Linked DNA regions of Homo sapiens: regions 2 and 3 are each linked to region 1. The links are chromatin contacts, found by Hi-C in ENCODE. All regions are on one chromosome and are shown on one strand. The core of a region is the stretch at or near the end of the contact, and the rest is flanking DNA. Distances in the headings are between cores, read along the strand shown.

Region 1 (2,956 bases), core at 48-2,547:
ATGGCATTCCTTTTTGGTGTCTGAAGGTTCTGTAATTATATTCCCTGGTATGTTCCTCACATTGGTAATTTGTGTCTTCTCTTTTTCTTTTTTCTTTGCAGTCTTGCTGGAGGTTTGTTAAATTTATTTATCTTTTCAAAAACCAGATCCTTGGCTGGGTGTGGTTGCCCACACCTGTCATCCCAGCACTTTGGGAGACTGAGGCAGGAGGATCGCTTGAACCCACGAGTTGGAGACCAGCCTGGGCAACATAGAGAGATTCTGTCCCTAAAAAAATAAAATAAAAAAATCAACCAAGCCTGGTGACACACATCTGTGGTCCCAAACTACTCCAGAGGCTGAGGTGGGAGGATCCCTTGAGCATGGGAGGTTGAGGCTGCAGTGAGCTGTGATCGCGTCACTGCACTCCAGCCTGGGTGACAGACCAAGACCCTGTCAATCAGTCAATCAATCAATCAATAGCTTCCCTGGAGACTCCAGCCTGCCACCAGCTTTGGTAACTAGTGGCCGACTGTCAGGCCTCTGAGCCCAAGCCTGCACGTGTACATCCAGATGGCCTGAAGCAAGTGAAGAATCACAAAAGAAGGGAAATTGGCCGGTTCCTGCCTTAACTGATGACATTCCACCATTGTGATTTGTTCCTGCCCCACCTTAACTGAGTGATTAACCTTGTGAAATTCCTTCTCCTGGCTCAGAACCTCCCCCACTGAGCACCTTGTGACCCCCGCCCCTGCCCGTAAGAGAAAAACCCCCTTTGTAATTTTCCGCTACCCATCCAAATCCTATAAAACAGCCCCACCCCTATCTCCCTTTGCTGACTCTCTTTTCGGACTCAGCCCGCCTGCACCCAGTTAAAATAAACAGCCTTATTGCTCACACCCTGTTTGGCGGTGTCTTCACACGGATGCGCGTGACACCGATCTCTTTGAGCATCAGAAGCGCATGACACCGACCATCTTCTCTTTGAGCATCACAAGCGCGTTACACCGACCATCTTCTCTTTGAGCATCACAAATGGTTTTATTCATTGCTGTAGGCCAAGGGCTCAAGGCTGTTTAGCACGAAGTAGACACTGGGTAATCATTTCTTGAATGAAACACATTTTACAGATGAGGCAACTGAGGCTGAGAGAAGTTAAGATCACCCAAGTGGCGGCGCTGGTCACCTTTACATTGCAATTCACTAGGAAGTGTTCAGGTTGCTCTGACCGCAGGGCAGATATTGGGGCTGCGGTGCCCAGTTCCAAAGGTCAAAGCTTGCTCCGCGCCCGCCAGGGAGCTGGTCTAGCGGCTGCAGTGTTAACCCGAGGCCCCGCCCCCAACGGGTGGCGCGAGGCGGGGCGTAGGTGAGCGCTGCAGAGAGGCTGCGCCTTGGGCCGCCTGTCGCCTGTGCGCCTGCGCGCGGCGCCGAGGGGACGGGGTCCGACTCAGAAATGGCGGCCTCCATGTTCTACGGCAGGCTAGTGGCCGTGGCCACCCTTCGGAACCACCGGCCTCGGACGGCCCAGCGGGCTGCTGCTCAGGTAATGCCTTCCAGTCCGCTGTCGTCTCGAGGGTCGGCAGGAGAAAGGGTGAGGTGTGAGGGGTCCCGTGGCCCGGCTCGGGGTCACTTCGCCGGCAGTGACATTTTCTGGGTGCCCTGCAAGGCCCTCGGGCGACTTGCCTGGGAGTGCTGCTCGCCAGGACTACGAGCGAGCCCATGTTTGCGCGGCTCTGACCCAGCCCTTAGTCCGCGAGGATCCCCGGCGGCCCGGCCGTGGCTGCTCCTGCAGTTTCTAAGAGATGGGCGGGAGCAGGTGGGCTCTGAGTGGAGGTGAGGGGGTCAGGACATTTTCTGCTGCCATTCCGGCGTCTGGCACGGTGGGCTGAGACTTGCGCCGCCCCTTTTTGGGCAGGGGGGAATGCCCTTCAAAAGTACTTTTGTGTTTCTTGGGAGCTGTCATAGGTGGGAATGTCAGAGGACCAGCGGTGCTTACTGACTTGCCTTTTGTGGGGCAAGGTAGGGAAGTTTCCCCTCTCCTCCAAGTAGTTGTATACTGTTCTACTTGTTAATAGCAGTAATAAGATTATGTTTTCTACCTAACCAGTTGGAGAGGTAAGAAAATAATCTTTTGTATAGCCTTATTTCTGGATAGGCTATAGCATAATAGTTACTGGCCTTGTTTTGAATATTTGATGTGTGCCAGGTAATGTGCTAAGCGCTTTACGTGTAGTTTCTCAGGTTTTTCAGCAACTGTGAGGAAGTCATTCAACACCTGCATCATTGTTGAACATATTATGGTTAAGAGAACAAGTAATTTGGACTAGGTCATATAGGAGGTAAGATCAAAGCTGAGATTTAATCCCAGAGGTGTCTGGTTCTAAAGCCGTGTACTTGAGTTGGCTCCACAACTTCGAAAACAAACATCTTCCTTCCAACTTTGACAACAAAAAACTGTGGAAGGGCATTATTGGTGTCCTAAGTCAATTCCAGAGTTTTGGGTTTTTTTCTGAAGTAACTCTTCATACATGTCATAGTATGAATTGATTTAGGGCCCTCCCGCCCCTACCTTTTTTTTTTTTTTTCATTTTTATTGAAGTTGTTCATACTTTCAGCCTAGGGGTAGTGAGTTCTGTGAGTTTGCTTCCCGATAGAAGTGACTTTTTGACCTTGAACTTCCTTCTTATGAATCTTAGAAGAGTGCTATTTAGTTTTTAGAAAATGGGGAATTTAGTGACAAATACGTTTTCATTCTAGTCAAAATCTTTATCTTTTTGGAAGTTCATTTAAAAGCCTTCATTTCTCCTTATGGAAATTTCCAATATTATTTTCTTTATAACAGTTGCTGTCTTCTACCCTGGTATTAAGAAATGCAGCTCTAGAGTTTGGAAGGACCTTAGTCCAACCCTTTGCTTTTGTAGATGAGGACATAGAAGTACGGAGTCTTAAGAAACTCGTTCAAGGTCACACATTTAAT
Region 2 (3,052 bases), core at 553-3,052, 4.0 Mb before region 1:
CAATCTAGTGATATGTTGTTTTTGTTGAAGTATATGAAGAAAATTCAGGCTAACTTAGACATGTAGTAGGAAAAGGGAGTATATTTTAATATATATTGATCTTATGTTTAAAATATATTTAACTTTTCAGCTAGTTACAGATATTCTTCTCTGATGCTAGACCACATTTGACAAGTTATGCAGTTTCTTAATGTCAGTTGCAATACAGACTCTGAAACCCTATCAATGACCTTTTCACACTGTTAATTAAAATCCACTATCACTTAGTTTTATCCGCTATCACTTTTGCACTTATCAACATAGTAAAATAGGCAAATATTACATTAATGTTATTATAAAAACAGATTTGTTGAGGATCCATTGAAGGGCCTTGGGACCTGCATGGTCCATGGAGCACAATTTGAGAACCACTGCCTTAAAGGATGAACAGAGTCTGACAAAAGTGGTAAGATTTATCATTTATTTAACATTTGGAATATATGAATTCATAAAAGCAACACTACAGAGGACAGTTTGCTTTCTCAGGACACTCTTTCAAAAGCTTATTTAAAATGCAGCTGACCCATATAATGTAAAGGTTTTTCTGGCAATTCCTTCAAATAATTTAGGTGGGAAAATTCATGTGACAAGCTTTTCAAACTGAACTATTAAACATTTAACTTAAAAGCTGCATAATAACTAAAGTTAAACCTGTCCTTTAAGTCTGGTTAGTGAGTTTATTTAAACATTATAATGTAAAGCACTGAGGAATATTACGTATGACAGGGAAGAACCAAAAGGCTCTGATAACAGACTTTCTCATTCAAAATGTTTAAAGTAATGATTACAGAATTTGAAGTAGAGTGGACAAAAACGAAGAAGAAATGCCTGAACTTTTGAAAGAATTAGGTATATACTGCTATTCAGGAAGCTATGGTGTTAATTATAAATTTTCAGCCTGAACAAAAATATGTAGGTGGTAAAAAAACTAGGTAGGTAGAATATACTAGGCCTTCTGTTTTATTAGTGGAGGGCAAGGCATTTAAAATACAGTAGTACTACAACAACAAAGGTGGAAAAAAGCCTGGGAGTTTTTTCACCAAAATGTTAACAGTGGCTATCTCCGGATGGTAGCATTCCTGGGGTTTTTTCCTTTTACTTATCTATTTTCTAATTTTTCTAGAAGAAACAGCATATACACGTAATACAAATAAAATAATATTTTATGTAACTTCTTACATCATAAAAATTAAAGTAACAGATTATCAAAAAGCAGAGGATTCAACATAAGCTTTATATTTAAGTGACGTGTTAACAATGGCAGTTTTGGTGAGTTTAAGAGTAGAAACTAAGATGAGAAGGAAGATCCGGTTTCTTCTTTACCGAAAAGAGACATGATAGATTGGAAAATGTCTCGTGGCTCAATCGTAAAGAAAAATAAGGAATGAATATGAATAATTTATGACAGACTAACTGGAGTGTGAAAGGGAAAAAAAAAGCTGAAGCAGGGAAGGGAACTCGACCCCTCGGCCAACAGTGAAGCAGAAGAAAACGCGGTAAATTGAGTCTTTAAGACCTAGTCTATTCCAGTCTATATAGAAGACCCCCAAGAAAAAGAAAGACTGCTCATTGGCCTGAGAAATTACCTTAGATTCATGACAAGGAAGGCCATTTGCCCGCAAAATTTAGCTACACTGGACGGGCAAGTACCCCTACAGAAGAGAAAACGTCTGTGAGCCCACACGACCGGCTGCTCACCTCAACAACTTGCACAGGCACCAGCTCCTTTCGCCGGCCGCCATCTTCCGCCGACCCCCGAACTCAGGAAACGCTTCACTTTCCTTTTCCCTATTGGCTCCTGAGAAAGCAAGCCGTGCTCGCCCCGCCCCCACGGGCCAATTGTGCGTTACTATTGGTTACTGGTAGCCGCTTCCCACGGCCTTCCAGCCAATAGAATATGCCGAGGCGTAGACTAGTGTTCGGCGTGGCGCACACGGCTCCCGCCCCCGTGGGCGGGACAGCAGTGGGGGGTTGGGCTGAGGAGGGCGTGGCCTGTGATTGACAGCCGTCGCTCCCTCCCTCGGCCACCTCCCCCACTAGAAGCCCCCGCCTGGGCGCCTGCGCCCCCGTTCCCGGCCCAAAGCCCGCCGCCCGTTGGAGGCCATTGGCTGGCCTTTGCGCACAGCGGATCGATTTTCCAGGTGCGGAGTTCACTCTTGCCGCGGTTGCTTCCTTTGGGACCCACGGCGTCCGGCAGCCAGGCGCAGAGTCCGAGGAGGGGGCAGCGCAGAGCGGACCCGACGCGGCGCCGCCGGGCACCTTCCCCGCAGGCGGTGGGTGAGCCCTGGGAGCTGAGTCTGCGGCCCGGCTCTGCGCAGCTCACCTGCCCTCCCGCTCCCGCACACGCGTGAGATCCCAGTACAGTGTCGGAGCGCACCAGCGCGAGGTGGCCGAGACCGCGGAGGAGGACAGGCCTCCGCCCTGCGGCGCCGGCACGGCAGAGGACATTGTGGCACTGGCACGGCAGAGAACACTGTGGCACCGGCGGGGCCGGCAGTTCCAGGGTGGGCACTCCCAGCCACCTGGGGAGTGGGCGAGGGTCCGAGGCCCACTCTCCCCTCACGCTCTCATCCCCGTGCCCCCAGGTCGGGAGGACGGCGGCGCGCAACTTTGAATCATCCGTGTGAAGAGGGCTGCGGCTTCCCCGGTCCCAAATGAAGGGGCGGTTCCCGGACCCCTGTTTGCTTTAGAGCCGAGCCGCGCCGATGCCCTCACACTCTGCGCCTCCTCTCCCGGGACTTTAACACCCCGCTCTCCTCCACCGACCAGGTGACCTTTTGCTCTGAGCCAGATCAGAGAAGAATTCGGTGTCCGTGCGGGACGATGCCTGAGCAGGAGAGACAGATCACAGCCAGAGAAGGGGCCAGTCGGAAAGTGAGTTTTGTTCCCCCGCGTCCGCGCAGCGTGCTCACTCCCACCAGGAGGATTTTCCTCCCCGCGTTCGGCGCTTACTCGCCCCCAGGGGGTGCGCAGGGAAGGCCGAGCCAGACCCCAGCTCCAGGGATGTCTTGGC
Region 3 (3,006 bases), core at 227-2,726, 4.4 Mb before region 1:
GCCCACGTGGGCACGCAGCCTTAGTTAAGACCCCAATAAGTGGTAGGCTCTCTAAAATGTGTTCACAACCTTTAAAGCAGTCATTCTATTTTAGGAAGACACTGTAAGAAAATAATCCTAAAGAGAAAAATATGTATCAATTGTAGAAGGACATCTATAAGCTGCTCCATTTATTTATTTATTTATTATTTATTATTATTATTTTTGAAGCAGAGTCTCGTTCTGTCGCTCAGACTGGAGTGCAATGGTGCGATCTCGGCTCACTGCAACCTCTACCTCCAGGGTTCAAGCGATTCTCTTGCCTCAGCTTCCCGAGTAGCTGGGATTACAGGCACCCGCCACCACGCCGGGCTAATTTTTTGTATTTTTAGTAGAGACAGGGTTTCTCTATGTTAGCCAGGCTGGTCTCGAACTCCTGACTTGTGATCCGCCCGCCTTGTCCTCCCAAAGTGCTGGGATTACAAACGTGAGCCACCGCGCCCGGCCAGGTGTTCCATTTATAAAGCAAAATACAAAAATGAAATGGCTAGGGGCACGAGGCCGCCTGGTGGGTGAGAGCAGCGGCCATGGATGGCTTTGCGCAGACCAACAAACAGCTAAATTATAGAGGAACTACATATTGAAATGTAAATTCACGCATGAGGTCTGTATTAATATTGAAAATGCCTAAATAAAAATAATCTTTTTTTTCTGAGCCTGGGGGTGGGGGAGTGGAGTGGCGTGGGGGAGTTGGGGTGGAGGGGGAAAGGGTCTTTCTATGTCGCCCACTGGTGTCAAACTCCTGGGTTCAAGCAATCCTCCCGCCTCAGCTTCGGAAGCAGCTGGGAATACAGGCGCGCGCATCAAGCCCGGTTAAATAAAATCTGTTTCCCCCAGTTAAAAAAAAATTAATTTGTGTGGGTACATAGGTGTATATATTTCTGGGGTATATGGGATATTTTGATACAGGCATACACTGTATAATAATCACATCAGGGTAAATGAGGTATCCGTTACCTCAAGCATTTATCCTTTGTGTTACAATATAATCTTAAAGGGAAAAAAAGAGCAGCACAGGTAGTACTGACTGCAGCTGTACAGAAACAATGCGTGCCATAAATATTCATTTGAAAGAGAGGGGTTATGATTATTTACAATCATTAGCGAATGTAGCAACATTCTGGGCACTGACAAGAAAACTGCCACAAACATGCAGGCATAATGCACAATAAGCAAGTCCAAGCTGTGGTCGGGGCTCCCTCGCGTCCCTGTAAGCTCTGAATTTAGAATGGGGTGGACCGCCTGCTGATCAAGGGTTCTGAAAGGCCGGCGGCTAATGGACCGCCAGGGGGCGCTCCACGCACGTCTCCACGTCCCCGGGCGCACCTCGCAGCCGCGCCCGCTCGCTGCCAGGCCGCTCCCTCCGTCCCTCACCCGCCCCGACTCGCTTCCGTCCCGTCCGACGCTAGGGGGCGCCGCAGGCTGCCTGGCGCGCTGCTCGCGGCCTCGGAGGGCCGGGGCTGGGTGGCAGCGGCCATGGACCGCTTCGTTTGGACCAGCGGCCTCCTGGAGATCAACGAGACCCTGGTGATCCAGCAGCGCGGGGTGCGAATCTACGATGGCGAGGAGAAGGTAGGGCGTCTGCCAACCTTCCCAACGGGCTGGCGGAAGGGACCCCCGGTGGGCGCGCGGCCCGGCTCAGCGCGGCCCGGGTCGGCGCGGCCCGGTCCCCGGCTTAGCTCACGGCCCTCGGCGGCCCGGCAGGCCTCTGTGCGGGGTGCAGCGCTCTTGCGCTCCCCGCCGGTCGGTAGCACGTGGCGTGGGGCGCTCGGCTGCCTCCCCAGCGCGGGTCCCAACTTTGGCACGGTTCCCAGCAGGCGCGGATCGCGGCCGCTTCCCTCCGCCCGGAATGCTTCCGGGAGCGCACAGCTGCAGTGCCCGGGAGAAGGAGCGCTCGCCGTCTGCGGGCGCCGGGCGGCGATCCGGCAGTCGACTTCCTTGGCGTGGTTCCAGACCCCCTGACGACACCAACCTCGGCGTCGGCACCGGACAGCCCCGTTTCGCCTTTCTGTGAGGAGGGCGCGGTGGCCGTACAGTCCGTGCCCCAGCGGAAGCTTTAGCTTGGACCTTATGCAGTCGGAGGGATTAGCATATCTGGGCAGAGGGGTGAGGGATTGCTTCGAAAGGATTTCCTAAAGAGGTATCAGTGCTTCATTGGAATGCCCTTGCCAAAGGCTATTGGGTTTTTGTTTTGTTTTCTAATTGCTTTAGAAAGGCGTTCTGAGCGTGTTTTGTAAAGTGTTATATTAATAGTAGACCGTGCCTTGTAGTGCAAGCATAAATCTTAGAAGGTGCGTTTGCAAATCGAGAGGAGAAATAGGAAGTGTAAGTAAATATTTTGTAGATACTTTACTGAAACTATGAAATATCTTGTCCTGGATTGAAATGGATAAACTGGAATTAGAAAAATTTTAAAACTCATTTACCCACAAGCATTTTTGGTTTCCAGAAGTTTTAATTTGCTACCTCTCTTCCCTTGCCGTTTTATTAACGACACTTTCCGCTGTACTTTGATATAAGTTCCTCAACTCAGCTTTTCCTGGTAAGTGCTTACAGCTATTTAGAGGCACAGGTGACATTGGACCCAGGTCCTCTGACTCTCTTAGGGCATTTTCTATGGGCTGTGTTGCCTGTATTAGTGAGTAAAGGTCTTTTCCTTAAATAATTTGCTTGGACCTAACTTCACTTACTGCCTTAGCACTTCTTAATTTAATTAATTAATTTATTTATTTTGAGACAGAGTCTCGCTCTATCGCCAGGCTGGAGTGCAGTGGCGCGATCTGGGCTCACTGCAACCTCCGCCTCCCAGATTCAAGATCCTGCCTCAGCCTCCTGAGTAACTGGGATTACAGGCGCCTGCAACCATGCCCGGCTAATTTTTGCATATTTAGTAGAGACGGGGTTTCACCACATTGGCCAGGCTGGTCTCTAACTCCTGACCTCAAATGATCCGCCCGCCTGGGCCTC

What was found. Hi-C counts contacts between places; a loop is a spot of excess contacts on that map. Pooled maps may share reads with other maps.
Region 2: a loop to region 1 is called in a pooled map, with 17 times the contacts of the local background. The contact joins the promoter of ALG11 here to the promoter of SUCLA2-AS1 in region 1. A Hi-C loop is called at or near these places in 6 of 50 pooled maps.
Region 3: a loop to region 1 is called in a pooled map, with 11 times the contacts of the local background. The contact joins the promoter of VPS36 here to the promoter of SUCLA2-AS1 in region 1. A Hi-C loop is called at or near these places in 5 of 50 pooled maps.

The regions. Positions count from the first base shown.
Region 1 is chr13:47,999,746-48,002,701 of GRCh38, reverse strand. SUCLA2-AS1 (SUCLA2 antisense RNA 1) reads right to left here and starts at 1,297. Exons shown (of 2, transcript NR_189308.1): 1 at 880-1,297; 2 at 11-267. It overlaps SUCLA2 (succinate-CoA ligase ADP-forming subunit beta), which reads left to right and starts at 1,429. Exons shown (of 11, transcript NM_003850.3): 1 at 1,429-1,522. The coding sequence starts at 1,433. RefSeq lists enhancers at 1-1,088, 1,465-1,654, 1,675-1,724, 1,745-1,794 and a silencer at 1,235-1,344.
Region 2 is chr13:52,011,148-52,014,199 of GRCh38, reverse strand. ALG11 (ALG11 alpha-1,2-mannosyltransferase) reads right to left here and starts at 1,802. Exons shown (of 4, transcript NM_001004127.3): 1 at 1,738-1,802. The coding sequence starts at 1,781. ATP7B (ATPase copper transporting beta) reads left to right here and starts at 2,750. Exons shown (of 21, transcript NM_000053.4): 1 at 2,750-2,913. The coding sequence starts at 2,863. RefSeq lists enhancers at 1,544-1,633, 1,684-1,813 and silencers at 1,934-2,033, 2,044-2,153, 2,204-2,543.
Region 3 is chr13:52,449,104-52,452,109 of GRCh38, reverse strand. It overlaps VPS36 (vacuolar protein sorting 36 homolog), which reads left to right and starts at 1,476. Exons shown (of 14, transcript NM_016075.4): 1 at 1,476-1,611. The coding sequence starts at 1,516. RefSeq lists silencers at 1,230-1,289, 1,330-1,789 and an enhancer at 1,310-1,890.